Linked DNA regions of Homo sapiens: all the other regions are linked to region 5. A link is a loop called in an ENCODE intact Hi-C map of the cell type or tissue named here. Cell type or tissue: PC-3. All regions are shown on one strand. Region 1 has its middle 110 kb from the start of LINC02871. Region 2 has its middle 110 kb from the start of LINC01752. Region 3 overlaps SLX4IP (SLX4 interacting protein). Region 4 has its middle 420 kb from the start of LINC00687. Region 5 has its middle 330 kb from the start of LINC00687. Region 6 has its middle 25 kb from the start of LINC02871. Region 7 holds the start of LOC339593 (a long non-coding RNA gene).

Region 1 (4,000 bases), 400 kb before region 5:
GGGGAGTGAAGGAAGCAGATGGAGCAGGTGGAGGAGCTGAGCTTAGGATGTGGTCTCTTCTGGAGTCTGGATTTACCCTAATCCCACAGAGAGCTCTGGAGTGTGAATTACACACATGAAGTTTGTTCCTACCTTGATGTGGTTGGCTGGTCTTTTGTATTCTTCATGTCCATTAGCCCTTGCAGGTGGGCTGCCCCTGGGCTGGGGGTGGCGAGGTAACCTCCCAGGCAAATGTCCAAGAGGAAATCTCTGGAGAAGGGGGCAGTTATGAGCCATTAGCAGCCTCCGCTTGCAGCACCTGGGGCAGAGGTACCAGTCTGGTAAAGGGCGTTGGTTGTGATATCAGCAGCATCCACTATGGGGCTCAATAAATGGTAGCTAAACTTAGTATAATTCTTGGCTGCCATATGTCTAGTTCAAGTCCTTTGCTGTGGAGGGTCAATATACACCTATCATAGTAGTTTATGGCCTTCTCAAAAATAGGAAAAGCAGGTTAGCTTTTAACAAAATAACTATACTATTCTCTATAGGTAGGCTTCTCCATCCACCGACACTGAATTTGGTCAGTTCCCTTCAATGATTCACTGATGGAAATAAAAGCCTTTCATTGCAAGGTACTGAAGGTTTTTGTAACTGGAGAACAGGTAGGAGTCTCATAAGTACAAAATGACTTGGAAAGCGAATGCAATCACACACAAACCTGGGCTCTTAAAAAATCCAACAACATTACATGCAAGTAAAGATAGTATAAAATAAAATGCTGATGAGAACCAAGCAAGAATGACTATTGTAGAAGAACAATTAGCTAGACCCGAATGTGTTTTAGTTTCTCCAGACATTGGGTCTTTACAGCGGTTTCTGATTTGAATATTTTGGTTAAAATTTATTAGGTCTCCTAATTGATATTTTCCATCATCTCAACTCAGTGATCGTGCCTGGGTGGAAGGTAGGGGATTTACAGAAGACATTGTCCAGATTTGTTTTCAGTCTGTAAGCCTGGCCGTGTCAAAGTGTAATAAGACAAGCAGGAGAACAATGACAACAGCAGTAAAAGCCTTAATTGAAATTATACCCATGGCTGTTTAATCTAGCCCTGCTGGTTTTGCAGACCAGGAGCTAAGTCTTCCCATCAGCACTCTTCCCTTGGGTTGCTCTTGACAGCTCTTCTGTCTATATAATGTTACCTTTGCACACACAAAATCCTGTTTTTTAACTTGAAACACATGAAAGCTTTGGAAGGGTTTGCGTGGGTATCTTCATTCTCATTCCCTTCAAATGTTAGACTCTTCTGTTCTTCAAAATGGTGAATCAATCTTTTTCCACTTTCTGATCAATCTATAAGATTATATTTACTTTCCTGTTAACAAAAAAGGTATCTGTGATATAGCTTTCCTATTTATCACTCTGCCCTTCAAAATCTATTAAATAAGGGAAATATAAATTAACTCATATACAAAAATTATACCACATAAACATCATTTATTTTTTATATTTTATAACATATACACCTCTGTGGGAGACACAGGATATTAATTAGCTTTGTAGAATATAAAAATGATACTATGGTAATTAACACTTAATGTTAGCCTTTGTGTGTCACTCCAATAACTTCAGATATACTTCCTTCCTATGTAAAACAATACATTCCCCTTTGTCTTCTGGAAGTTAGAATGATGGTTGACCCTTATAATTATTAAAATGCTGCCCAAAATAATAACCTGATTTGGCTTGCTACATAAAATAATTTATATAATAAATTAACTGCATTTTCCTGTGATTCAGAATTCTATCTTGGCAAGATACTCTTCTGGACATTGGGCAATAGCAGCGCTATCATTTTCTTGTTTGTTTGTTCCTGAACAACTGGAGGCACTCTTTCACTATCCCTGGCTTTTTCTCCTTACATAAGTGAAATGAGTTCACGACAAAGTAATGTTCAAGACATCAAAATGATGACAAAGCCAAGAGCAAGAAATGAGTAAGGCTTTGTTGCTTGTGGTTTGAGGGAGTGAGAAGTACCACCCTCTGAGGTGTCTGAGTGGATCACCCAACAGACTTGCCAAGGGCTGGGAAGGAGGAAAAAAATAGGTTGAACAACTCTCCTCTTGGGACAAGTCTCAGAGTTACATCGTTAGTGGTGATAAAAATGTGCGTGGGGATTAGGGCATGTAAGTGAAAGGAAAAGAAAGGAAAGGAATGGATTGGAGTGGAACAGAGGTAGAGAAGAGGGTTTTGAAGTGTGATAACTCTCTGGCTTCCACTCTAAATCATACTTCTCATCTTTACAAAAATCCAGGATGCATTTTTTCTATGAGCTAGCCCTTTAAGATGCCTACACACCAGTGGAAAACAGAAATGTTTGAACTTTACCATTATTCTTTTTTAGCATAAAATATATTTATATAAACAAAAATAAGTCACAAGTTATCGCAATGGTTGATTTTGCCTTACAAACTTCAGCTTTTTTCTTTTCTTTTTTACTTTGAGTGTTATGCTGAAATATCGGGGGAAAATACTTGTTTGTAAGTCAGGTCATAGCTAAATCTAGATTTGGTTCTTTTCTCCAGCATTATACACTATGTGATGCTAAAAATATAGCCATTTTACAGATAAGAAAACTGACCCTTGTGTAGTGAAATTTATACTACTGGTTAAATGTAGTGGAACAGAACTTTGACTCTGGGCAATACTAATTAGGAAACTGCACTCATAGACATTGCTGTGAGTGTTGCTATAATAGGGCCCTAGCTTTCACCAGGCCTTCTAATCTTTTCTTTACCCTGTAGTCAACATGTTCTATCTGCAGTGTGAATCTATTCATTTCTCTCTCTTCTTAAAATCCTTGGGCACTGTTAAAAGGGTAACCGTATCCCCCAACATTTATTTGTTGAAGTCCTAACCCCCAGCTCTTCAGAATATGATCTTATTTAAAAATCTGGCTCTTGCAGATAGAATTAGTTGAAGTCGTTAGAGTGGGCCCTAATTCAATATGGCCAGCATCCTTATTTTAAAAGAAAGAAAGTTGGACACAAACATACATATACGAAGAACACCATGTGAACATAAAGATGGCCATCTACAAGCCAAGGAGAGAGCCAGGAACAGATTCTTCCCCCACAGTGCTTAGGAGCCAACCCTGTAGGCACCTTGATTTCACACTTCTAGCCTGAAGAACTGTGAGACAATTAATTTCTATTGTTCAAGCTGCCCATTTTGTTGAACTTTGTAATAGCAAACCAATACAGATACCTTTCTATTATTCTTAGCATGATGTCCAACATCCTACACCTGGAAAGCAAGGAGTAGAACATCAAACTAAAAAGCAAATGTGACTCAAGCTAAGCATAGTAAGATTTCTGGAACTGTGAATGGGCTTAGTAAAAATTCATTGAATAATTATCATAATCTTACATGCCAGGAATTGTATTTACACAATGCAGGAACCTTACATGCCAGGAACGGCCGTATATTTAGATGTGAAGTAAACTGACACAGTGCCTGTTCTCAGGGAGCTTACACTGAGGCAGGCAACTAATTACGCATATAATTAATTACAGTAAGAGTGAAGAGTGGTAGTGGAATGTCCCAAAAAATAGGATGCTAGAGGAGCCAACCCTCTTCTTGAAAAAAATCAGGAAAAGCCAGAAAGGCTTCTTTGAGGTAGTCATGTTTGAGCTTATATCTGAAGAATGAGTAAAAATTAGTTAATGAAAGGAGATGCTGGGAGAAGTAGCTCTGAGGTCAAGGGGACAGAAAATATAAAGATTCCAAAGCCAGAAGCATTATGCCACTTTCCAGAACCACAAAGAGGAAAGTAAAAGTGGAGCAGAAAAGGTGAGGTAGAAAGTTGTGCGCGATGAAATAGAAGCAAACAGAGTCAAGTCCTGTGGGCAGTGATGTAATCAGAGTTGCAGACCAGAGTTAAAAGGTGCCTCTGGCTGCACTGTGAAGAATAGAGCTGAGGAAACCACTTAGGAGGCTATGGTAAGAAGTAATGGTG
Region 2 (4,000 bases), 680 kb before region 5:
TCTTTTCCTATTTCACTGACTCCTTTATTGATGTTCTCTGTTGGTTTCTCCTGACCTCCTCAACCTTTAAAAGTTGAGCTCTCCCACTCTCAGTTCAGATCTTGGCCCTCTTCTCCACTCGCACTCATGTTTTGGATGATCTCATTCAGTCTCATGGCTTTAAATATCTTACGATGCCTAAATTTATATCTCCATCTCAGCTCTCTCATTTAAACTCTATATTTATACATTCAAATGTCTTTTCAATACCCCTACTTGGGTATTTAGTGGGTATCTCAAACTTCATGAGATAGAAAGTGACCTTCTGATTAAACCTTCATAATCTGTTCCACCCCTGGTCTTGTCCATCTCAGCTGTGGCAACTCCATCCTTCTAGGTGCTCAAGCTGAAAAAACTTGGAGAAATCATTGACTCCTCTCTTTCTCTCCCACCTCACATCCAATTCACCACAAAATCCCATGAAAACTATCTTCAAAATACATCTTGAATCCAACCATGTCTCACCACATCCATTGCCATCTCTCAAGCCTGGTATTTCTGTTTCAGCCTTTGTTCCTCTATACTCTTTCACAAAGAAGCCAGGATGATTCCTTTTAAAGCAAAAGCCAGACCATGTCACTCATCTATTCAAAATCTTCCAAGGGCATCTCATCTTACTTAGAGTCAAAGTCAAATCCCTTCCTATGGCATATAAGGTCCAACATGAACAGGCTTCCTTCATCTCTCCTCTACACAATCTCTTCCTAGTCTTGCTATAGCCAAATTTGTCTCCTTGCTGTTTGTGAAGAAGCCAAACATATTTCTACCTCAGGAAATTTGTTCTTGCTGTTTGCTCTTTCTGAACTGGTGTTTCTCCAGATACCTGCATAGACTGCTTTTTTACCTTCTTCAGATGTCTGTCAAGTATCATTTTATTACGAAGCATTCCTTTAAAACAAGATCATGTCCTTTGCAGGTACATGGATGGAGCTGGAAGCCATTATTCTCAGCAAACTAATGCAGAAACAGAAAATCAAACACTGCATGTTCTCACTTATAAGTGGGAGCTGAACAATGAGAACACATGGACACAGGGAGAGGAACAACACACACTGGGGCCTGCTGAGAGGTGGGGTGCGGGGAGGGAGAGCATTAGGAAAAACAGAGAGTGCATGCTGGGCTTAATACCTAGGTGATGGGTTGATAGGTGCAACAAACCACCATGGCACATGTTTACCTATGTAACAAACCTGCACATCCTCCAACAGAACTTAAAATAAAAACTAAAATTAAAAAAGCATTCCTTTGAGCACTTTGTTTAAAGCATTAATTCTTTTTCATACTATGCCATATGGAAGGATTTAACATATATTAACTTGTTTAGTTGTCGATGCACTGTGTATTACAGAGAATTTCTTAGAAAGAAATCGCTGAATATAAAAACAAGCCACTTCAAGAAATAGGCCTTTCTCCCAAATTAGGTTATAATCTCAAGGAGATTACATTTACTTTTATCCTCCACTATGCTCAGGCTGGTGATGTTAATGCTTCTTGATAAGTATTTGTGGGTACCGTTGAATCATAGAAAAAGTAATAGCTTAAACAAAACAACCGTAGAATAGTGGTGAAATTACTGAAGGGACTGTGGTTTTTGCCAGTTATGCATGATGTAATCTTGAGCAAGTAGGTTGCTGATCCTTTCTGAGTCTCAGTTTCCTCATCTCTAAAGTGAAAGTCATAATTCTTTTATATTTGCCTCAAAGGTAAACTCAGCATGAATGAAATATGTAAAGCAGATTATCTGATAAATGGGGTTATAGGAATCATTTTGGATAGCATTATTTTAAATGTTACATAAAAGCATATATAAACTGTAAAGTAGAGCACAAAATATGACATTAAAGTATGAAAGTATTGAGTAATTGTGTCCTGGACGTCTCTATCGGTAGATGTCTCTATGAAACATTGGTTTCTCTTCAGTCGTTCCAAAGATGGATGTCTGAGTACAGTGTGTTATTACATGAAGTCTCTACTTTTCTAGAACCTTTTGTTACAGGCCCCTGGTCTTTGCAAAGTGATCATTAACTTCCAGGTGGCCTCCCATTCTGACTTCGGCAATGGGCCAATTCCTTGATTCTATCTCACAATGTAACTTCCAAAGTAAATGTCTATTAAGCCTTTGTGTAAACATTCCAGACCTGTAACAAAATCAACTGAACATAAATCATATCCAGAGAAAAGGGTGTAGGAGAATGTGTAAGTTTGAAAAATGAAATAATACAGTACAGTTTCATTGTGGATCTCTGGCCTCAGTTACCTTGACTAAGACTTTCTCTGGTCTACATCACAGCTCCTCCCCAGAGGTAGTGGTTTTTGGTTACTTCAGCGGGCTCTGCCCAAATATAGAGAAAATAAACCCTCCACATGAAAAGATGTAAAGATGCCTACTTGCAAATGGGCTTAACCAACATTCTAAATAAAAGCCAGATTCTACCATCTCCTTGTCACTTACCGTATCTTGTCCCTATTAAGAAGTTTTGGCTAGAAGTCAAAGAAAGCAATTATAATAGGTATGGTTGTTTTGCTTTGGTATTCCTTCCTTCTTTATTTAGAAATGGATGGTGGATAAAAGTTCTTGCCTTTATGAATTGATTTGGGAATTTTTTTTTTTGCCTTTGGACAGAAGGATGTTAAGATAAAATGAAAGCTCTCTCTGGAAGAATGGGAAAGAGTGGAAAGAAGGTATTTCATAAAAGTTAAGGACTTTTGTTTGGTTTTTGCCTTCAAGGGCTCAGGTGTGCATTCTGTCTTTGAAGTGTAAACTTGTCAACTTGAAGATAGTTGTGCAAAACTTTAGTATTTCCAAAAATACAACTCTGGAAGCATATGTCTAGAGTGTGTCCTGTACAGAGGGGTCAACGTATTTGAAGGTAGGCATTTTCAAATAGGTTTTTACATTTTTAGAGTAGAACATTTAAGCTCAAAGAACATTCTTTTCTGCATACCTAGCAGGGTCTAAAGCCATGCCATGTCCTTTTTTATACTTTTTATTTTATGAATGAAAATATATTGTCAGCCTTACTCTTTCTTTCTCTCCGTTGGAAATTAATGTAGAAGAAAAGATCTCACCCAAAGGGATTTTGATGGTAAATAGAGATGTTATAAAGTCCGATAAGCTTTGGAATGAGTTACCGGGAAAGATGGTACAGTATCCTTTTCCAGAAATTAATTTAGGATAGGTCCTCCCTGGGTGGGTTCCTTTGGTTTTGGTTCTGTCTGAATGCACAAGATGGTCAAGGAACTTTAAGACTTGCATTGCACTCCTGTATTCACTGTTGTCGTTGTCTTGCTCATATTCCTTTGGCCATACCAGGAAGTCACTTGCAGATAGGCCAAGTATGTGCTGATGGCTTTCTGCATCCTTAAGCCCAAATGCATATGATCCTCCGAGGATGCTTCACCTATGCATGGAGCAGTCTGGAAGACACTGTTGCATAGTCCCAGTCCCAGAGATAGCTCTCAACAATGAGGGATAGAATTGGTAATAAATTCCCCAGCTCCCTTCAGCCTCATAGGGACAGTTCTGTAGTATGTGGTATGTTCTGCACAGTCACTTCAAGGGTCCCAAGTAAGACTGTGCCCAGTTTCCTGCAGAAGTAAACTGCTCATAAACACAGTCTAATGGCCTCCCTTCCTTCCCTACCTCTACGGAGGTTTCAGCTCCCACGTATGTTACTTGTACCCAAATGCTGCTCTCAGAGTCTGCTTCTGAGGGAGCCCAAGCTAAGACAATATCTGACCTCCTCACTGAAGGAATTGCTTAGGCTAGGCATGGAATCTGCTAACCTTTTATTTTCTTGGCTCTTGACTAGAATAATTATTTAGCACTTGCTATGTTCCAGGCATAGTTCCAAATGTGTGTGTTCTCTCTGTCTCTCTCTCTCTCTCTATATATATATATATATTTATCTATATATAATGTATATATACATATATACATTAAAAATTCAACTCTATGAGG
Region 3 (4,000 bases), 990 kb before region 5:
TGGGCCGAATAGTAACGGCTTGGTCCCTGGAAAGGGCTTAGAGCTCTCCCTTTGCAGACAAGGCTGTGATTTGCCCAATTCTTGGGGCTAACTTGTTCTGTCATTTGTTTTTTTCATTTGTCTTCCTTTCATTAAATATTAAGTATTCACTGAGGGCTGGTAGTGTGTTGGTCACTGGGGATGCAAGATTGGCAGAGGTATAGACCTGTCTCCATGGCTTATAGCCTAGGATGGGGGCCCTACATGGACCAGTCACTTAATGTAGAAATAAATAATCACATGAAGAATGGGCTGGTCCAGAGCAGGGAAAGAGAAACTGTTCAGAATAGCTTCACAGAGTTGACCACACTCCTGCTAGGGTTCGAGGATGCATAGGATCTCAACAAGCATGGAAGCAGCGAGGCAAGTTGTAATGTAAGCCAAGGATGAAAACGTCAGGTGCAGGAGACAAAGACATGGGCCTCATTAGAGCTTGTGAGTTGCTGCTCTGAGCTGCAGCAGGAGTGGACTGATCCGATTTATAGGTTAGAGATTTCCCAGATATGCATTGAGGGTTCATCCAGGACACCAACAGAAGTGACTGTAATCTTCCAAGTGGGAGAAGATAGGAGCAGCAGAGCAAGAGAGAAGTGTGTGTGAGAACGCTCTAAAAAATTAAAATGGACAAGATGCGTGACTGATTCTGGAGGGTTAGGGGAAGGGAGGAGTTGGGGGTGACACCCCTGTTGTTGGCTGAATCCTCTGGGTGGAGGGGATAGAAGCCAGACCAGACCCTGGCTGGGGGACTCGCAGCCCAGTGCATGCAATGTGAAGCTATTCCTAGCAGCCTGATGGTTGCTCAAGAGGTGGCTTGGCCTCTGCAGAGTGACCAGTTCTGGGCTGAGAAAGAAGTGATGGTTACCATGTTGCTTCTCTCAGAAGAAAGCTGGAGAGTTGATCTTCTGAGACTAGAAATAACCTTCTCCTAATTAGGAGGAGGAGAAAGGGAGGCTGTGCTGCTGGCAGTGTAAGAAGCTTTCTTTTCTTTTTTTTTTCTTTTTTTTTTTCACTTCTGTTTTCTCATGAGTGACAAGAAGCAAAGCTTTGAGAGCAGGGAACTTTGGAAAGGCAGAATACCTCTGCCTAGTGTGGGAGGGAGTTGAGAGAGCTCAGAACTGCAGGCTGCAGAGGGAGAGCCCCCTGCGGGGGAGGGGACTGCCTGCCAAACAGTGGAGGCTTCCAGAAACCCCAGGAAAGTCTGCTCACCACAGTAAGATTTGACAATTTATTTTTCTAAAAAGAGACATTCTACTCAATCTGTTTATTTTCAAACTTAGACTAGGTTATTTGTGATCAAAGTCACAAAATGGTGAGAAAAATACCAAATTGGACCTTACTATTAGGTTAATTCTTCAGCAAGCTGCTGTTACAGTATCAATTCAAGTTGCTTAAGCTTAAGATTCCCCTCCCCCCACCCCCTTTTTTTTTTTAAAGAATTAGTTTTGCGGTGGTAGGAGGGTTACAAGAAAAAAAAACAATTAGTTTTGCTAATGAAAAGGTAGCAGTGAACTTGGTTTAGATTAAAAAATCAGGAAAGAGCACCTGTAGGAACCTGCAATAAAATGTGTTGAGACATGTTTTACCGCTTTGGAAGGGCTTTTATTCCAGAATCCTTGGAACTTCAATGGGCCTGTGATTGAATTCAGAGGCCAGTGAACTTGCATGGGAAAAAGTTACGTCTTTATTGTGATCAAGTTCTAGTAAATTTAGTTTTCCTTTTTATTATGAACGTGGGATTCATAATCAAAATATGAATAATATTAGCAGTATTTGTCACCATTAGAAATTATAGCTCTTTTCATATTACATTAAGGTTGTTGCAGATAATGAAGATATCATTTATGCTTATCGCCACTTCAGATTTGTAGTAGTACTAGATCCATCACTATGTGACAAGACCCAATGCCTTAATAAACAAGGACATACATTCCTATGTCTCAAATTTTTCTTTCGTTAAGATAACTGTACTTCAGTGTAATTGGTTTTCTTGTTAATCCTATGTGTTGTGTTTCATGCATTTAAAAATATTATTCTGAGCAACTTTCATCAGCTTCACAGTTGGCTAAATAAGTCCATGGCACAGGAAAGGTTAATATTCCGTGGCTAAGATCCTGTAGTTGTGGCATGCGACCTCCACCTGGTGGCAGCATACTCCTTAAAGGTTAAATTCTGTAACCAACAGTTGAGAAGGACTTTAACAGTATACTTGAGTGGTTTTCAAACATTTTTTATTACAACCCACAATAAGAAATAGGCTTTCCATCATAACTGAGTACACACTTACTTACATTTCACAAAACAATTCTTGATCTAACCATATGACACATTGATATTTTGTATTGCATTCTAATATTATCTTCAGTTCTCTTTCATTAAAATAAAATGCTGGTTGCAACACACTAAACTGTAACACACTAAAGTGCACTCTTTTACATCGTAGGAAACCATCTTTCAACATGCTTCACAGTTTATTACCTGGTAAACTTCATTTGGGTCTCCCACACATTTTCAGGGACGTAATACCTACATTTTAAATAACTGCCAACAAGTATGAGTGCATTTTACACAGTGTTTAAAAATTGTTTATTATTGATGTATAATTTAAATATAGTGAAAGGAACTGATTGCAGTGTATACATAACATACCCCATCAAGATACAGAATAGTCTTATCACATACAAAGTTCCTTTGTGACAGTTCTCACCCAGTTTTTTACCCCCCTGGGAAATTACTGTTTTGATTCCTTTCATCACACGTTGATTTTGCTGTTTTAGAATTATATATAGATGGAACCATACAGTATATGTTATTTTGGTCTGGTTTCTTTTGCTCAACCTAATGTTTTTGAGATGAATACATGTTGAGTCTATCGGTAGTGTGGTGAGTAGTGTTCCCTTGCATGAATATGGCACAATTTGTTCTCTTGTTGTAGACTTTTGGGTTGTCTTCACGTTGGGTTATTATAAATAAAACTTCCATGAATATTTGCATACAAGTCTTTGTGTGCACATATACTTCATCTCTCTTGAGTAAACACCTGGGAAGGAATCATTGGCTCAGTTGATAAGTAAATGTACGTTTAGCTACAGGAAACTGACAAACCCATTTGCCAGAGTGGTTAGACCATCTTACATTTCCACTGGGAAAGTATGAGAGTCTGGGTTGTTCCATATCCTTACCAACATTTCATGTTATGTCAGTCTTTTTAACTGTAGTCATTCTGGTGGGTATTGTAGTTGTATCTCTTGGTGGTTTTAATTTTAATTTGCCTGATGACTAATGATATTGAACACTTTTTTCATTTTCTTATTAGCCATTCATTTATCCTATTTGTGAAGTGTCTATTCAAACTCAGGTTTTTTGTTTTGCTTTTTTTAAAAATATCAGTTTGTAGGAGTTCTTTACATATTTTGGGTACCAGTCCTTTTTGCCAGATACATGTATTTTTGAATACATAAATACATTTCTCCCAGTCTGTAACATACCTATTTATTTTATTAGTGGTGCTTTTTTCGTTAACAGAAATTTTTAATTTTGAAAATTTAACAATTTTACAACTATTTTTCTCAATATTTGGTGCTTTCTGGATCCTAAGAAATCTTTTCCTATTCCAAAGATCAGGAAGATAGTTTTGGCTTTTTTGTCTAGGTGTGTGATCCATCTCAAATTAAATTTTGTATATAGCGTGAGGTAGGTGTCAAGTTTCACTTTATATTTACATCTGATGGTCTAACCATTTGTTGAAACTACTTTCCTTTCACTGTTGATATATAGGACAGAATTTAAAAAAAAAAAAACAAAACTGTCCAGCCAAGGAAGTGAAAAAACTGAACCTCTGAGTCTCATAAACCGAATCTCTGGGTCTCTCAGACCATCCCCAACCTTGGTGTCCCATTCCTTACCAAATTAGTTTGTTCACAGTTATCTTGTGATTCTCAGAAATTACTTCACTCATATGTGA
Region 4 (4,000 bases), 89 kb before region 5:
AAGATAACATTCTGAAGGTTCACCAATGGGGCAACAGGAAATGAATTGTGATGTGTCATTCCCTAGATCACTGTGTACCAGATAAGTGAACTCACTGATACATATAGAAAACCTGAAGTTGAATGAAAAAAGCAAGATGCAGTGCAATGAAAATAATATGGTATATGTAGATAACATTTTTAAATATAGGCACAAAATATTGTTATGCTTTCATCTCATACACACATACATAAATGTGTTATATATAATACATATTTATTTGTCAAAATATTTTTTAAAGTTTAAAAGAAAATATAGCAGACTCATCAAGGAGGTGAGAATGAAAATGGAATTTGGGATGAGGTCAAAGCGTTTTCAACTATATCTATAATATTGCATTTTTCTAAAAAAAAAATTTTTAAATTTTAAGTAATTAAGCCCCTAAGTAATTAAGCATGCAAGGTAAGGTACTACTAGGAAGTATGCATGTGAGGAACCAATGGGCCAGGGTGTTTTAGCCCTGACCTTGTACACATCCAGTCTGGCTTCATAGACACATGTTGCAGAATGGCAAGGAAATAGTTGGGATAGCAAAGGGTTCAGCAAGAGGTCAAATGGGACAAGGGAAATAAAGAGCAAGATGAAGACTCTGAAGAGGAATCCCCTACTTTCATAGATATTTCTAGAACCATTGTTGGCCCCAGTGACACAGTTTACCAATCTTCAGTTATAGCAATGCTGTTCCCTATGCATATGTACCTTAATCTTACAGATCATTTGTTTCAGGCATTTTTTACTTGATTAGTTTCCAATACATTGTTTAGATTTCTTTAGATTCGGAGAGAAGGCCCAAAACATAAAACAATTTATAATTAGAAGTCTGAAGCTATAAAAGTCACCTAACATTTGTGCATACTATTTTCAAAGATGTGGAATTGTGTTACATACTTAAAACAGCATCCTTCTAAGTGTATTACAATGATCTGCTTTACTCAAAGTCTACTGATCTCTCAAAGACTCCTTGATCTCTCAATATGTTTTATTTTATATAATTCAAAGAGAAAACAAAGGAGGATCCCTTGGTTACGTATCTTCTGGAAATATTGGGTTACAGCTAATCATCTTTCTGTATTGTCTGACTTCTCCAAATCTTTAATATTCCACAGTGGGCTGTGAATGCACAAGTGTGAAACATAGTATGCAATATTTCCCTAACCTATTTGCACAGAGAATTATTTGTTATTGGGGCTTTCCTCCCCACACCAGACTTTAGAAAATACAGACCTAGAATTTAACCAGTAGATCAAATGAAACTTTAGTTTTATGTTTAAAACAAAGTTGAAAAACACGCTTCTCTAATCACATGAGTGTTTTTCTCTTTGGATTGAGACTCCTCTGCCCAAATTTGTATATAGCTTAGTGTGTATAACAGGGGAGGGGAGGGATTTCAACTACTCCTTGGAGCTGTCAAGTACTGAATCCCACTGATTAGCAAGGAGTTTCTCTCAACGTCTGAACAGCTTCTTGCCCTGGAGTAATATGTCGCTGAGTCATAGGGAAACATTGCTTGGTAATAATTGATGTACAGCTAAATCTTCTAAGCACTTTTTAACTATACAAATGCTTCTTGCCCCCACGAACAATGAACAAGAGAAGAGGCTTCCTTTTAACTTTAAATTAACTAGCATTTCAAAGAGTTCCAGAACATCTTTCAAACTCACTTCTCTGAGGACATCTAAATAGGACCAGTGACTCCCTGAAGGCACCTTCTACCCCAGAGCTCTGTTTCCTTTAGATACTGAAGTACAATAAAGTTGCTTTATAGTCATAGAGGAAATAAACAGGCTGCTGTTCTCAAAGAATGCGAAGCCCTTACCTGTGCCTTGAAGATAGGAACGTTTATGAGTCCCAGGGGACAGGGACAGCCCCCGGATGTGAGTAGTTTCCAGAGAAACAAGTTGATCTGAAGTTTTTCCTGGAGAGTTGGAAAATCTGCCACATGTCATCCAGCGCTTATTTCTTTGGTGGGTTTTACACTTGGGTGTCATTCAGCAGTTTTATGAGAGCAAGACAATGGATAGAGAAGCCATAAAAAAAATTCTTCTAGTTCTTTAAGGTATGAGTCATCTTTACCATTGAAACCTTTGGTCACAGCCTGAATAGAAGAGGCAACATGCACTGCTTTTTTTTTTTTTTTTTTTTTTTTTGGTAGGGGTGGAGGGAGAAGAGTTTTCAAATGTGTTGCTTCCATTCAGGAGGGAAAGATTATTTAGGGATCTATTGATTTTTCATATGTGGTTTGATTGCATTTTCCCTCACTTGAGTTTCTGGATGTGCTCATAGATTGAACCTCAGTTATGTGGGAACTTTCAGTGTCAGTTTCTAAGAGTAAGAGGCACGGCAGCATTAATTTGACCTTCTCCATGATAAGGGATCCATTTTAGAAACAGTAATAATAGCTCACACTTGTTGAACACTTATTTGTTGTCAGGACCTGATATAAATGTTTCATATGTCTTTACTTATTTAATGTGCATAGCAGCTACAATGCAGTAGTTGTGGTAGATTGTGCAAAAGTGGCTGCAATTCTCCAACCTTCCCTGTATCTGCATCCCTTTGCAATGTAACTGCAACTCCTTGCATCAAGAGATGAAGTCAATATCCTCACCTTCTAAATCTGGGCTAACTCCCTCGTGGCTCTGTGATTAGAGGTGCTGGCTGACCTTGGGTGGCCCCAGATGGATGGCTCCTCTGGCTTCCTCCACATGGTCTCTTATCCTTCAGCTAACTAGCCCAGGCTTGCTCACCTGGCTGATGGACAGGGTCTAAGAGAAGAAAGACAAGGGCAAGGCCTTTTTGAGGTCTAGGTTCGGAAATGCCACAACAATACTTCTCCTACATGCTGTCAGACAAAGAAAGTCATAGTGGCCAACCCAGATTTGAGGGGTAAACAATAATCTACCTATTGATGGGAGTTGCCACAAAGTCACACTACAAAGGGCCTGAATACAGGAAGAGCCATTTTCCCCCATGGGTTTCAAATGACCATGAGAATCCACATTGCCATCATCTAGAACAGTAAAAAGTGAACTAATGATTAATACATTCAAACATCAGCTCTTCATTAAGTTGCTTCTGAAGTGGATACTGCACAATCTTGTAAATGATTATTCATGGTCTTTTCACATAAGTCACCCAATAGTTTGACATTGTCTTTCAATTTTCTCCTTTATATCATTAGTTCCTTTACTTTTAAGGCAGACTTGGACAAAATTCATTGTTTATTATATAATAAGTATAGTGAGTATACCACTCCAAAGAGGACTGGACAAAGCAAGAAGACAAAAACCTGATGCAGTGCTTTTCAACAAGAAGGTACATATTAGAATTACCTGGGGAATGTTCTCAAACTTCTTTCCCTACCTCCATTCTGAGGCATATGTTTATTTCCAGGGCAAGGAAGATGAAGACAAGCACTTGTGTTCAAACAAGCCCTTGGATAACTCTAATACGCATTTCCTTCACTTCTCCTCCTCAGTTAAGAATGTCTGCCTAACAATTTGATGGAGTTGTTTGAATACCTTTGATAAGGTGAAATTATTGTGGCAGTATAATTAGAACAATGTGTTTTCATACAAGCTCTTCTATGTTATAGCTAAGAAACCTTGAGAAAGTCACTGGTCTTCTGGGAGCCTCAGTTTCTTCATCTCTAAAATGGGGATCATAATAACTTGCCCATCTCAGAGGCTCAAATGAGATAATTAGGAGAAAAAAAGTGCTTTGCAAACTGTAAAACTCTAAAAAACTGAAAGGAATAGAAACGTTTAGTAACTTCCCTTAATTATGCCAAAGCCCTGCAAGTTAGTCTAGAGTATTCTGTATGAAATATTCTAAAAGTGAATCCTGCCATTTCCTGACAGGCGTCAGTCATTTATCTTTCCCATGATCTCTCTGAATGAGACTTTCCAAATCTAGTTAATTCCTATCTTTTAATATACACCACTGTAGTGTTGGAATGCTG
Region 5 (4,000 bases):
TGGTGTTTTGCATTCATACTATTTGCACAATTTTGTATCTTTATGTTTTTAATGTTAAGAACATAAACACATCAATTACTTGTTTTCACAACAAAGTATTTCCATGAATGAACATGCCTTTGTATGCTAGACAGTTTCCTGGATTTTTAACCTTTAGATGTTTTCTGGTGTCACATTAATATAATACTGTGTCCAAAATCTTTTTACCTTTTTTGCTTTAAAAAAAAACTAGTTAAATTAGTCAACCAATGTTCTGAAGAATATTGTTAGATTCAAACTTTTAAAGTATGTTTGGAAGTTAGTTTTAGATGAGTTGCTTCGAAAATATCTACGTTTTTACCTTGCTTTAGTTTTTTTCCTTATGTAAGCATATCTAGTTTACATTTTCACAAACAGATATTAGAGGTGTGTTGTTTTATTAACTGTTTAAAAGTCTGTCCAGTATATTCAATGAAGACATCAATCAGAATAAAATTACAAGCTAAAAATAATTCTGAAACCTTTCTTTATAAAATGGTTATCATGTGTGTCATCTATGTTGTTGTGTTTGTAAATACCTATGCTAAGTGGATGGGCATAGCTCACCCAATAACTGAAAAGATTTTTTGTGGGGACACAAGGACCCTTCTTTTAGGTACAGAAACTGCAACAAGCTATATAGTGGAGCTAAACTTAGGCGTACAGCAGCCTTTCCAAGAATTTGTGGCACAAAGCAGACAGGAATATTCTACACACACACACACACACACACACACACACACACACACACACACACACACATTCCGCTTCCTGTCTCTGACTTTCTAACTTGACCTTACTTACTTGCAAACTTGGAAATACAGGCATTCTCTCTCTCTCTCTCTCATAGAGTCATGATTCTCAAACATTAAAATAGCTTAAAAATTAACATACCTTAATGTCATCTTAAAGAGTGAGGAAATATTTAGCGATCCTGTGAACAATTTTTATTTTCTGTAAACTTCCCCAATCCTCACATTTACCTTCCTAGGTAACTATGTGCTTGACTTATATATTTTTTCTGCATTCTTTGTAGCCCTTTCTTTCCCCCCATGGACAACTGTGTGTCCCAGCATTACAATACATGTGTGGACAAAGAAGCTTTCTGTCCAGAGAGAAATTAAACATTCCAGTGGCTTTTCTCACCAAGTCCTGACACAGAGTGACCCTTGGCATCTCATTTGTGGGCGAGCGTTGAAGATGGTGGAGAGATAACCTGAAGCAAATCTCAGCCTGTTGTTCAGGCTGCCTTGGGCAGTCCAGAGAAGAACAACATTTAGAACATTTATGACCTGTAAAATTTATCCTCTAGAGTTGAGCCCACAATTTTTGGCCAATAATTATATGTGAGAGTAAAATATAAGGGACATATCTTGGAAGCAGTATTGCTGAGTACTTCAGAAATGAATGACTATTTTAATCAACCTACCTACATTTGGGCGATTATCCAAACTATTTGGCTTTTTACTCCTCTCCCCTTCCAAACTTACCCTCCTAAAAAATGTTTGAGAGTTAATAAAATGATGTATTTAGAGCTCTTAAGCCCTAGTTCACCTTGTTTTTTTTTTTCTTAGTTACCTTCGTGATTACTTCTAATTCTGCCCTGAGGTGCAAACTTGATTCCATTCAAAGGAAAAGGAAACCAAAACAAACAACAAATAAAAAGTAACTGAGGAGTGTCTCCAAAAACTACTACTGAAAACCTAGTTTACCTACAGTTCAAATATGATCCACTCTCGCCATCTGCTGGCTGTATTTTTGATTTTTTAAAAGGGAAGTACTGGCACAGACACATGGGCTAACGTTATTGTGTTTTGATGTGTTGTGAATATGTGTGGGGAAGCTGGGCACTAAACCGTCCAACATTCAAATTCAGTATGTTTTTGAGCACCTATATTTAGCTGAGTCTCCCTAGTTTATAATTTGGTGGAGGGTTTTATACGTAGAGAATCATCACAGTCAAGACGAAGTAGAGACTGGGACCAACGGCTGCATCCGTCAGGGAGAACTTCTGTCAAAGAATAACGCACAGACACTGGGTCTCAGAAAGTGGCTGTCTCTGAGGACTCAGCGTGTTTCTTCTCTTTGATGAAACTAATGATGACTCAACTCCATGGATCTAATTGTCTCCCTCTAGAATTACCTTTTCTGAGTGTTCAGGGCTCCTTGATGGTTTTGGGTTTGTTTGTTTGTTTGTTTGTTTGTTTTTTGAGATGAAGTTTTGTTCTTGTTGCCCAGGCTGGAGTGCAATGACGCGATCTCGGCTCACTGCAACCTCTGCCTCCCGGTTTCAAGTGATTCTCCTGCCTCAGCCTCCCGACTAGCTGGGATTACAGGCGCAAGCCACCATGCCTGGCTAACTTTTGTATTTTTAGTTAAGACTGGGTTTCACCACGTTGGCCAGGCTGGTCTCGAACTCCTAACCTCAGGAGATCTGCCCACTTTGGTCTCCTAAAGTGCTGGGATTACAGGCGTGAGCAACCGAGCCCAGCCTACCCAGTGGTTTTTTCTTTAGACGGAGTCTTGCTCTTGTCACCCAGGCCAGAGTGCCGTGGCACAATCTTGGCCCACTGCAACCTCCACCTCCCCAGTTCAAGCGATTCTCCTGCCTCAACCTCCCAAGGAGCTGGGATTACAGGCTCTCGCCACCACCCCTGGCTAATTTTTTTGTATTTTTTTAGTAGAGACGGGGTTTTACCATGTTCGCCAATATTCTCCTCCTCCAAAAGGCGTGCCTCAGCTGACCCATCGAGGTTTCCCCGAATATAACATTAACCAACCTATTTGGAGTGTTTTACCCAAACACATGTATTTAAGCCACACAATAACCCTATGAGGTAGCCATTATTAATCGTGTTTTATAGATGAGGAAATTGAAATCCAAAGATATTGATGACAGAACTGCTAAGTGATAGAGTCAGCACAATGCCTGGATGGAAATTCACTTCCAGAACCACATCTTCACCACAAACATTGCTGTCAGGGCTCTCCAGGTAACCCTGTTTCTGTCCGTGCAGTGTGCAGCTAACAGAATTCCCTTATCTCAGCTGGGAAACAGGAGTGATGGAATCATTTCCCACTCCCAAGTCATCGCCACAAAACTTCTCCTTCAAAATTTGTCTCCGGAATCACTTGTTCAAAAAGCCCTTTGAATTTCTCTTTCTCTCTGAGTACTCAGAATATGCCTGTCCTATAAAATTTCATTTGGCGGCTTGTTTTCTTCGTGCCCCTCTAATATTCACCAAGATTATATTTATTTGACTTTACTCTCAGAGTGTACTTTGTGGGGGGGGGACAAAAGTGATTATTTTTCCTCTAATGCTGTCGTATAAATGCTATGGCAATCTAGTACCTCTCATACGTAGGGATATGCCCAGGTCTTAGGGAAAACTCACTTGTACATATCTGTGTTATTGGGCCTGTGGGCCAATGATATTTCTATTTCCTGTTCTGCAACTTTGTGTACAACAATAATTTAAAGTAGCTTCCAAAGGATAAAAAATGTTCTCTAAGAAACTGATGAATCTATATTTACTTATGTTGCCCCACATCCTGCACATTCTTTTTCTTCGAATTAACTTTCATTTTCTTTCTATCTTTCCTTTCCTTCAGGTTAATAACCTTTGCTGGTGGGGTTCTCCAGAATCAGCTGCCAAAACAGAGTCTGAGTTTCAAGGTACTTATTAGGGATCAAGCCCTGTGGAAGACACAGGGGAAGCTGAACTGTGAGGGCAGCCCACAGAAGCCTCCCCTGCCCTGCAGGGAGCTCTGGAGTGAATACTGTTCTGTCCACCAGAGCTGGGCCCCAGTGGGCGAACAAGACCAGGCCTTTGCACCCCCACCTCACTCAGCATCAGGCTGTGTGGGTTGTCCTAGGAAGGGGTCGACTCAAAGAAGAAGACACTGAGGAGATGACAGTGGGACCATCTGCCAACTCTACTCCCAGAAGCTGGGCAGTGAGGCTTTCCTTGCTGGGATTCTT
Region 6 (4,000 bases), 540 kb before region 5:
AAATTTTAAAAATTAAACTCTTTGATTTTTAAAACCAGTTATTTGCTAAGTTCATGAAATATCCATTTTCATTAAATGAAGAGGTCTATGTGTCTGAGAATTGCATTGGTTTTCTGTCTGGGGGTATAGTGGTTCTCCCCCTGTCCACTTCTGCCAGTTCTGCCAGCATTATTCTTTCTTTACCCCACAGTGCAGGCTGAGGGGAACACCTGCTCTGCACTCTGGGTCCAGGAAAATATTTCATAGACTCATGGGAAAGACCATGTCTTATGGCAGAATGGAGGCTAATTTGGAGGTTAGGAAACCTTGCTCTAATTCTTGCTCTGCCACCCGTTACTGAATGATCTTGGATAGCTCACCAATTAGCTTCTGTTTCACCTATAGAAGGAAAATGTGGGAGTTGACAACCTCTTATATTTCTTTATAGCTACTTATTATGGCAATAATTGGTCAGCATTGGAAGACATGGCCACTATATCTATGATTTTCACTGATTTTATTTCAAGAGCTAAAATAGCCTAAAGAACCTTAGGATTGCCTCCTGCCCTGGCTCGATTAGCCACCTTTAAGGCTTTGAACTCAAAAAGTCCTTAATGCCTTGGGGTTCATGTCCAGGTGATATTTGCAAATGAATATCAATCCTGAAATAATTTAGAGGTATTTTCATTTAACATGTTTAAAGTGAAATTTTTTTTTTGCTTAAAATGGTATGCTTCAATTATGTGGAATTTTTAATTATAGAGACTTGAAATAATTCATGTGATTCACTAGTCCTGGAACTTCTTATCAAAGGATAGTGGGCCTTTTACCAACTCCATTAGGCTATCTCTACAGAAACACATCCTCATGTGAAGGTTTAGTCAAAGAGTTTTGTTGTTATCCAGAGCATGCTGCCCTTTAAAGAGAAGAAAGCTTTCCTTTTTGGGAAAAGACTTCTCTGATCAATTTTGGCTGAGGCTTAAGCAATGATTTATGGGTTTCAGTTGACCCATTTGTTATTTATCTAGGCAAAATGAGTTTTCTATTGATTGAATGTCTCCCCTGATTACGTTTAATCTTTGGAGTGGGATCTAAGGATGGAAGAAAGAGACATTCATGATAAATGTAGCTTTTTTTCCCTAGGAAAACTTGGGAGGAAGACATACTATACCACATGGTCCTTTCCTTTTTCTGTGGATGGCAAAAAGATGCATCACTTCCCGGAGCTTATGATAGAAGATGCTCCTTCGCCAGTGTGAGACACTTAAAAGGACAATGATTTGTGCAGGGAACTAACCCTGTGTGCTACGTGTCCTTTTGCTCCATTTTACTGATGTGACAATTGGAGCAGAATAGTTTATGTGGCAAATTTTCCCAGCATTTATTTGCACTGCTTACTACATTCACATTCTAGTTTACAAATCTTGACAAAGACAACTGAATAGGTGTTTTGCATGAATGTACTTATTTTGTATTGAAGTATGACACACATGCAGAGAAGTGACATTGTCATAAGCAAATGGCTTGATGGCTTTTACAAACTGAATGTATGTATAACCAACATCGAGAACTAGAAGCAGCTTTTTCAGCCCCTCCTTCCTGAAACTTTTCCTCTCCTTCCACCTTGACCAAGTGTAATCTCTCTCCTGACCTCTGGCAGAATAGGTTAGTTTTGCTTATTTTTATTTTTATATGAGGTGAATCTCTAGTGTCTGGGTTCTTTTCCTGAAAGCTGTGTTTATGGAATTCATCCATATCATTGTATGTGGTTATAGATTCTCATTGCTGTGTAGTAGTTCAATGGCATGAATATACACTAATCATTTATCCGTTCCACTGTTGATGTGCAATTGGAGAATTTCCAATTTAGAGCTATTATGAATAATGCTGCTAGAGCCATTCTAATGCATATCTTCCAGTGAACACATATACGCAGTTCTCTTGGGAATATTCCTAAGTGTGGAATTGCTGGGTCGTAGATGTACATTTTTAAAAATCATAATATTAGAGTCGAGTATGCAGAATTGACTGAATTCTAAAACCAAAAGCTAATTTTTTGAAGTGTGAATTTCTGTTTGGGGAAAGTGAATAATGTGAAGAAACATAACATTTTTATTTATGGAAATAAATTTCATGTCCTCTGAGCTAACATCGCCCGTTCTTACGTCTGAATGGCAGGATGTTGAGTGTGCTGACGCGGTCATTTTCTGCGGGGCTGCTCCCAGCTTAGCATTCTTGCCACATAAACTCTTCTAGCCCAAACCTTGAAATACTGCAGGAAGTGGCATCAGCCCTTTTGTGTTCTTTTCCGGCACCAGGTTGCTCATCTCTCCCTGTGCCCATTTGAGGTAATATACTGACAGTTGTCAAGATGAGTCATGGCTCTTTCTCAGACACACAGGGAGACCAAGTTTGTGACTAATCGACAAATCCTCTGGACACAGGCTGAGCCACCAAGAGCCACCCTCGTCCCGGCAAGTTCAGGCCTGGGCTGCAACCTCTGACAGCCAGAGGGGAAAGCAAACATTGGCAGAACAGTTCTGTTTATTTGCTTCTCTGATTTTGAAGACATGCAGCTTTCTCTCACTCTTCTCCATTTCCTCTAAAAAATTTTATTAATCTTAGCTTATTTATGGCCTTTAGCGTTTGTCTGCCTGTTCATGCATGTGCTCAGAATCTAAGGAGTATGGGCATGAATAGAGGCCTCAGGGGAGATGTGGGCTCAAGCCAAGTCCAAGTGGCCTTTGAGCATTGCTGTCTTCCTGGCCACCTTTCACTCCCTATGACTCCTCTGACTCCTTTGCACAGATGTCATTGGATTAATATAAAGCAGGACTTGAAAACAATAAAGAGAAATAAGACGTGAACAAGAAGGATAAGATGAGTTTTTAAGTGGTAGGTACTGATTATCTGCATAGATGTTTCAGGTCTCCTGAGATTTTTCTGGAAACCATTTTCCCAACTGTCCCAAGTTAGTTTTCAGACATTGCTCTAGAGTTGTGTGTGTATGTGTGTTAGTACAATGTCAGCACTAGGTTTTGCAATCACATATGTGCTGCTAGTTCTGTAGCATCTCCATGGAACTAGCCCTTGCAATTATAACAAAGTCTGATATTGGTTGGCTACAAGTAGGTATTGCCTTGTGTATGAGTTGGGTGATATTTTGAATCCCTGGAATTGTCCTCTTCACTTTGCAACATCCACTCACTCAGAAAAAGCCTTGCATCCCTTGCCTGAAGGGTGGAAGAGGTGGGGGTTTAAATTAGTTTCAAGGGACTGGACAATTTCATTCTCACCTACTGAAAGCACCATGTTTGTTGAAGAGAAACTTTCAGAGTAGGCTCAATTAAGCCCAGACAGTTTGATTTAACTTGTTTTTAATTGTAATGGGTTATTTTTTCTGGCACGGAGCCACCCAGAATTTCATCTGTGAGTTCCCCAGATAATCTCCATCTACTTTCACAATTTTCTCAGCAATATTCAGAATTCCCACTACAGTGGGACCTTCTCCCCTCCCCTGTTTTTGTATTCTTTACATCATTCAAGGGTTTGGAGATTAGAAGGCATCCTCTTGGTGAATTGTGGCTGGGAGAGGGGGTTTCTGCAGGAATACTCTTCACAAATCTACAGTCTGTCTTCAGAGGCCAAACTTGTTTCTTGTAGAACTAGAAGTCTCCAACAATGGCAGGCCCCCTTCCTATATTCAGCAATTCCTTCTGTGTCTCAAAATCAGGGAGTTATTGCCTAATCTTTATTACAAAGAAGGGCCTGTTACCATCTCGGTTGGAAAGAGGAGGAATGGAGGAGTTAGTGTTAGGGAAACCAGTGCCCATTAACCTACCACGGTGGTTTGTAAAGTGTGGTCCCTGGATCAGCAACATAAGCATCACTTGAGGACCTCTGAGAGAAGCACACTTACTGAACCAGAAATTCTGGGGCTGGGCTTTTAACAGGTTTTAACAAGCCTTCCAGGTAATTCTCAAACAGGCTACAGTTTGGGATCAACTTCTTTCATCAAAGA
Region 7 (4,000 bases), 270 kb before region 5:
GGATCGGCGTTTTAAAAAGAAAAACAGAAAGCTGTATAGAACATAGACTTGGGGCAAAAACTGAATTTAAGATGTAGTTAAAGTCACCTTTGATTTCTCAGCTTCCTTCCCCCACCCCATTCTTAAAATCATGCATTTTAATGAAAATTTGATCTGCGTGGGTCTGATTTGTTTACTTGGGACTCATCCAAATGCTGTTTTGTAAGAGCGATTTCATATCTAACAGATTTGCATAACTTGGGCTATACTTCTCAGAAAGAAAAACTCATGTTGGGCCCTAAATGAACAGATTTATCGCTCTGAGACTTGTCCAGGCTTTACGGTGGCAGTTGCTCTCTGCCTACTCTGCTCTCCCTTGTCTTCATCCCAGGCATCCCAAGGTTTCTGCTATACTAAAGAAAAGCTGCGCCCATCATCTGAATCTAACCTTCGTGGGTGCTCAGGAACCTGTCACCTGTTCTAAAATTCCACCTGCTATTTTAATTCACCACATGCCGCCCGTTGGCTAAGTGGAAGAAAATGAACATCTGATCACAAAGTCACTAATTATGTTTAATTACTGGCTAAAATATTAACTTTCAAAAAGGAAGATAACTTTTGAAAGTGATATGAATTCACCACTGTTGTAATCTATTTAAATTCATGTGTTACAAATAAATTACAAGAGAGAGGAAGATGATGTATGAATCTATATAATGGTCTTCATTTTTTTTCGAACCTATTATCTTGTTTGATTTTCCTAACAACATCATGAGGTACATAAAGGCAGATTTTCTCAGTTTCCTTTCATAAATGAGGAAACTGAGGTGCACATTTTCCACAAACCACACCAAACACTTGGGATTATAACCTGGATTTTTAATAACTTATTTGTGTTTATTTATGAGATGAAATCCCAAGCAAGGGTTCAAGGCCTTACCTTAGAGACCCACTTGTCCAAGATCCAGTAATATCTGCTCATGTCTGGTCCTGCAGATTAAGAAGAGAGTTGGAGAATTCTAAATGCTAATTGTCTTAGGTAAAACTGCTGTTTCCATGGTATCTGGGTGAATAAAAATATGGAGGTGAACTTCCACTACTGACCCGGAAGGATTTTCTTCATGAAAAGATTGTCACAAATCCTTTTGGAGGCTAAGAATAAAAAGTGAAGATGTAAATGTGCCTCTCTAGAACACTGTAGTATCAACCTGAATTAATCTCTCAAGCACATATTGCAAACACAGCTAACCAGGCCAGGAAAAATCATGGATAAGGGTCCTCTTCCTAAGCAAGCATACCTCGGGCCCCAATAGATGCAAATATAAGCATGGAATTTGCAAGAACATTGGAGATAGAAGGACTGCAAGTTTTACTTGAAGCTTTTTTTTATTAAATAGCTTGAAGCAGATATGTAATGCGATTGGTTAGCAAGCAGGCAATTTTAAGTACTTATTGAGTATTTCATTCTGATTGAGAACAAATTGGTGTTTTAACAGGATATACCCTTGAATTAGAGGTAGCATATAAGTAGTCAATTTACATTCTGTTTATAATTCCAAACCAGAAAGAAACATTGAATAAAGATACGTTTACCACATTTGGCTTCACCATGCAAAGGTCCCGTTGAATAGCAAAAGATTTGCACATATTTAAATTAGATTTCACACAATCTGTAAAATGACAAAGTATTAGGGAGGATTAGCCTAATTAAATGAGATTGTGAGAAAGCCTCAAAGAGATCCAAAGTGCAGATACCTTCCAAGTAGGATCACAGTGAAGGCTTCCAGAATCTATTTTGCCTCTTTCCCAGCAATCAGGGCTCAGATTACCCTGGGCGACAGTAGCACACTTGTGTATGCAGTGACATCTAGTGACAAAGAAAATAAAACCGGCTCCAAGGACACTTTCTTCACCAGACAGACTCCACAAAAATGACGCAGTACCTATCATTACTGTAGATTCGTGCATAGTATCCTATAGAGATTGCAAAAGAGATACACCAGTTTCTACACCAGATATGTTCAAAGAGGTAATACAAGAAGTATCAGTAAGGTTTGGCAAACAGCCGTGGTATCAGAATCCAAACAGGTAATTAAAACAGATTTATTTCTGTCTTATGTGCCCATAGTAAAAACTGCTGTTAATGATTTGGACACAGAGTTCGTGTGGAATGTTCTGAAGAACCACTGACATCTTCCAAGAAAAGAATCCATTAAGATGAATAGAATTTGCTACTTGAAATTCATGTCCAAAAGTTTAGAAAATATACATATGCAAGTTACTCAGGCAAGACAAAGATTTAACCAACTCTCCAAGTTATCTTAATCAAGCTGAAACCCACTTTAGATTAATTGGAGTAGGCCATAATAAAATATTTCCTGTTTCCTTTTGTCAGATTTTAGGATTTTAAGCAAAATGAATAAAATATATACAAAATCACAACTTTCTCTGTATAACAGGAACTTGGGGTCTTGTCTTCGTAGAGTTAGAAGAAAGTGAAATCTACAGATGTTAACTAGCTACACTGGAGGCAGGTTAGTGCTGTCCCGCTGAGGACTCCAGTTTTTAATCACCATCCTCACCCCACAGGACCTTTCAGGAGGCAGTGATAGTGCAGCCTACACCTGGAGGTCTCTCAGATTCTGGTGATCTTCAGTGAGGCCTTGGAGTCGGAATTTTGAGCAAACGCCCAGGTGATTCTTATGCAATTCTGCCATATCCTACCTTTTCTTATATGCTCCAGTGCAAAAGTAAAAATACCACTTGGGATATGGAGAGGGTTTAAACTTTGTAAAGGTATCCACAGTTGCCTGGGACTCGGACTGTAAGTAAACCATGAACCAGTTTATCCATGTGTGGCTACAACATTATTAAAAACAGTGTAATTGCCAGTATATTCTCAAAATGGGTTGCAAAGTGGCTGAAAAAAATAACTGGTTTTGGCCGGGCTCAGTGTCTCATGCCTGTAATCCCAGCACTTTGGGAGAATGATGTGGGTGGATAACCTGAGGTCAAGAGATCAAGACCAGCCTGGCCAACGTGGTGAAACCCTGTCTCTACTAAAAATACAAAAATCAGCCAGGTGTGGTGGCGGGCACCTGTACTCTCAGCTACTCGTGAGGCTGAGGCAGGAGAATCGCTTGAACCCGGGACACAGAGGTTGCAGTGAGCCAAGATCACGCCACTGCACTCTAGCCTGGGTGACAGAGCGAGACTCCACCTCAAAAACAACAACAAAAACTGGTTTCCTTTTTTTCTCCCTCCCTCCCTCCCTTCCTTACTTCCCTCCCTCTCTCCCTTCCTTACCTCCCTCCCTCTTCTCTTCCCTCCCTCCCCTCCTCCTTGCTTCCTTCCTTCCTCCCTTCTCTCCCTCCCTCCCTCCTTTCTTTCCCTCCCTTCCTTTCTTTCTTTCTTGCTTCCTTTCTTCCTTCCTTCCTTCTTTTTTCTTTTTTCTCCTTCCTTCCTTTCTTCTTTCCTTTCTTCCTTGGTTCCTTCTTTCTTTCCTTCCTTCTTCTCTTTGTCCCTCCCTTTCTCCCTCCTTTGTCTGTCTTTCTCTCTCTCTCTCTTTCTGTCGCTCTCTTTCTTTTTCTTTCTTCTCTCTTTCTTTTCTTTTCTTCTTCCTTCCTTTCTTGTTTCTTTTCTTCCTCGCTCCCTTCCTTCTTTCCATCTTCTCTCTCTCCCTCCCTCCTTTCCTCTCTCCTTTGTCTGTCTTTCTCTCTCTCTCTTTCTTTCTCTCTCTCTTTTTTTCTTTTTTCTCTTTCTCTCATCTTTCTTTTCTTCTTTCTTTTTTCTTTTTTAATGATTGTCATTTCTATATTCAGGGCTCTCTTTCTTTTCCCCCATGGAAAAATTAAGTCTATAAGCAATAAACTCTTTTAAACAAATTAGGCTTAAAGTTGTATCTTTAAAATACTAGCTATATAGCATGGCTTAGCCCTGATGAAGGCATTCTGAGTTTTTCTGAATTATTGATTGTGGATTCAATGCTTGGAAATTTAGTAATTGCTGATATAGCAAGGGA

Evidence for each region. Peaks named below come from ENCODE experiments on the same cell type or tissue, not always from the same donor. Only the 100,000 strongest peaks of a DNase experiment are listed, where the experiment ranks them.
Region 1: a loop joins it to region 5, with 6 times the contacts of the local background. A loop is called at or near these places in 4 of 110 quality-filtered maps.
Region 2: a loop joins it to region 5, with 9 times the contacts of the local background. A loop is called at or near these places in 3 of 110 quality-filtered maps.
Region 3: it touches region 5 in a loop (17-fold over the local background); 63 of 110 quality-filtered maps call a loop at or near these places.
Region 4: it touches region 5 in a loop (4-fold over the local background); 7 of 110 quality-filtered maps call a loop at or near these places.
Region 6: a loop joins it to region 5, with 4 times the contacts of the local background. A loop is called at or near these places in 3 of 110 quality-filtered maps.
Region 7: it touches region 5 in a loop (9-fold over the local background); 28 of 110 quality-filtered maps call a loop at or near these places.

What each region holds. Positions count from the first base shown.
Region 1 is chr20:11,138,622-11,142,621 of GRCh38, forward strand. No RefSeq gene overlaps it. Among named protein-coding and RNA genes, the nearest start is that of LINC02871, 110 kb to the left of the region's middle. In PC-3, a CTCF peak has its summit at 1,865; a DNase peak (open chromatin) is centred at 1,950; H3K27ac peaks cover 1,107 bases.
Region 2 is chr20:10,859,676-10,863,675 of GRCh38, forward strand. No RefSeq gene overlaps it. Among named protein-coding and RNA genes, the nearest start is that of LINC01752, 110 kb to the left of the region's middle. In PC-3, no CTCF peak of the experiment used is centred here; DNase peaks (open chromatin) are centred at 1,676 and 2,196; H3K4me3 peaks cover 934 bases; H3K27ac peaks cover 2,889 bases.
Region 3 is chr20:10,551,374-10,555,373 of GRCh38, forward strand. The region is part of intron 2 of SLX4IP (SLX4 interacting protein); the gene reads left to right. Among named protein-coding and RNA genes, the nearest start is that of MIR6870, 96 kb to the right of the region's middle. In PC-3, a CTCF peak has its summit at 2,177 (motif pointing left); a DNase peak (open chromatin) is centred at 2,178; H3K27ac peaks cover 1,771 bases.
Region 4 is chr20:11,453,622-11,457,621 of GRCh38, forward strand. No RefSeq gene overlaps it. Among named protein-coding and RNA genes, the nearest start is that of LINC00687, 420 kb to the right of the region's middle. In PC-3, no CTCF peak of the experiment used is centred here; DNase peaks (open chromatin) are centred at 30, 1,510 and 1,970; H3K4me3 peaks cover 1,295 bases; H3K27ac peaks cover 1,000 bases.
Region 5 is chr20:11,542,483-11,546,482 of GRCh38, forward strand. No RefSeq gene overlaps it. Among named protein-coding and RNA genes, the nearest start is that of LINC00687, 330 kb to the right of the region's middle. In PC-3, CTCF peaks have their summits at 1,756 (motif pointing left) and 1,962; DNase peaks (open chromatin) are centred at 1,189 and 1,759; H3K4me3 peaks cover 1,001 bases.
Region 6 is chr20:10,999,638-11,003,637 of GRCh38, forward strand. No RefSeq gene overlaps it. Among named protein-coding and RNA genes, the nearest start is that of LINC02871, 25 kb to the right of the region's middle. In PC-3, no CTCF peak of the experiment used is centred here; a DNase peak (open chromatin) is centred at 2,324; H3K4me3 peaks cover 935 bases; H3K27ac peaks cover 2,440 bases.
Region 7 is chr20:11,272,415-11,276,414 of GRCh38, forward strand. LOC339593 (a long non-coding RNA gene) reads right to left here and starts at 969. Exons shown (of 2, transcript NR_038972.1): 1 at 920-969. In PC-3, a CTCF peak has its summit at 1,857 (motif pointing left); a DNase peak (open chromatin) is centred at 1,837.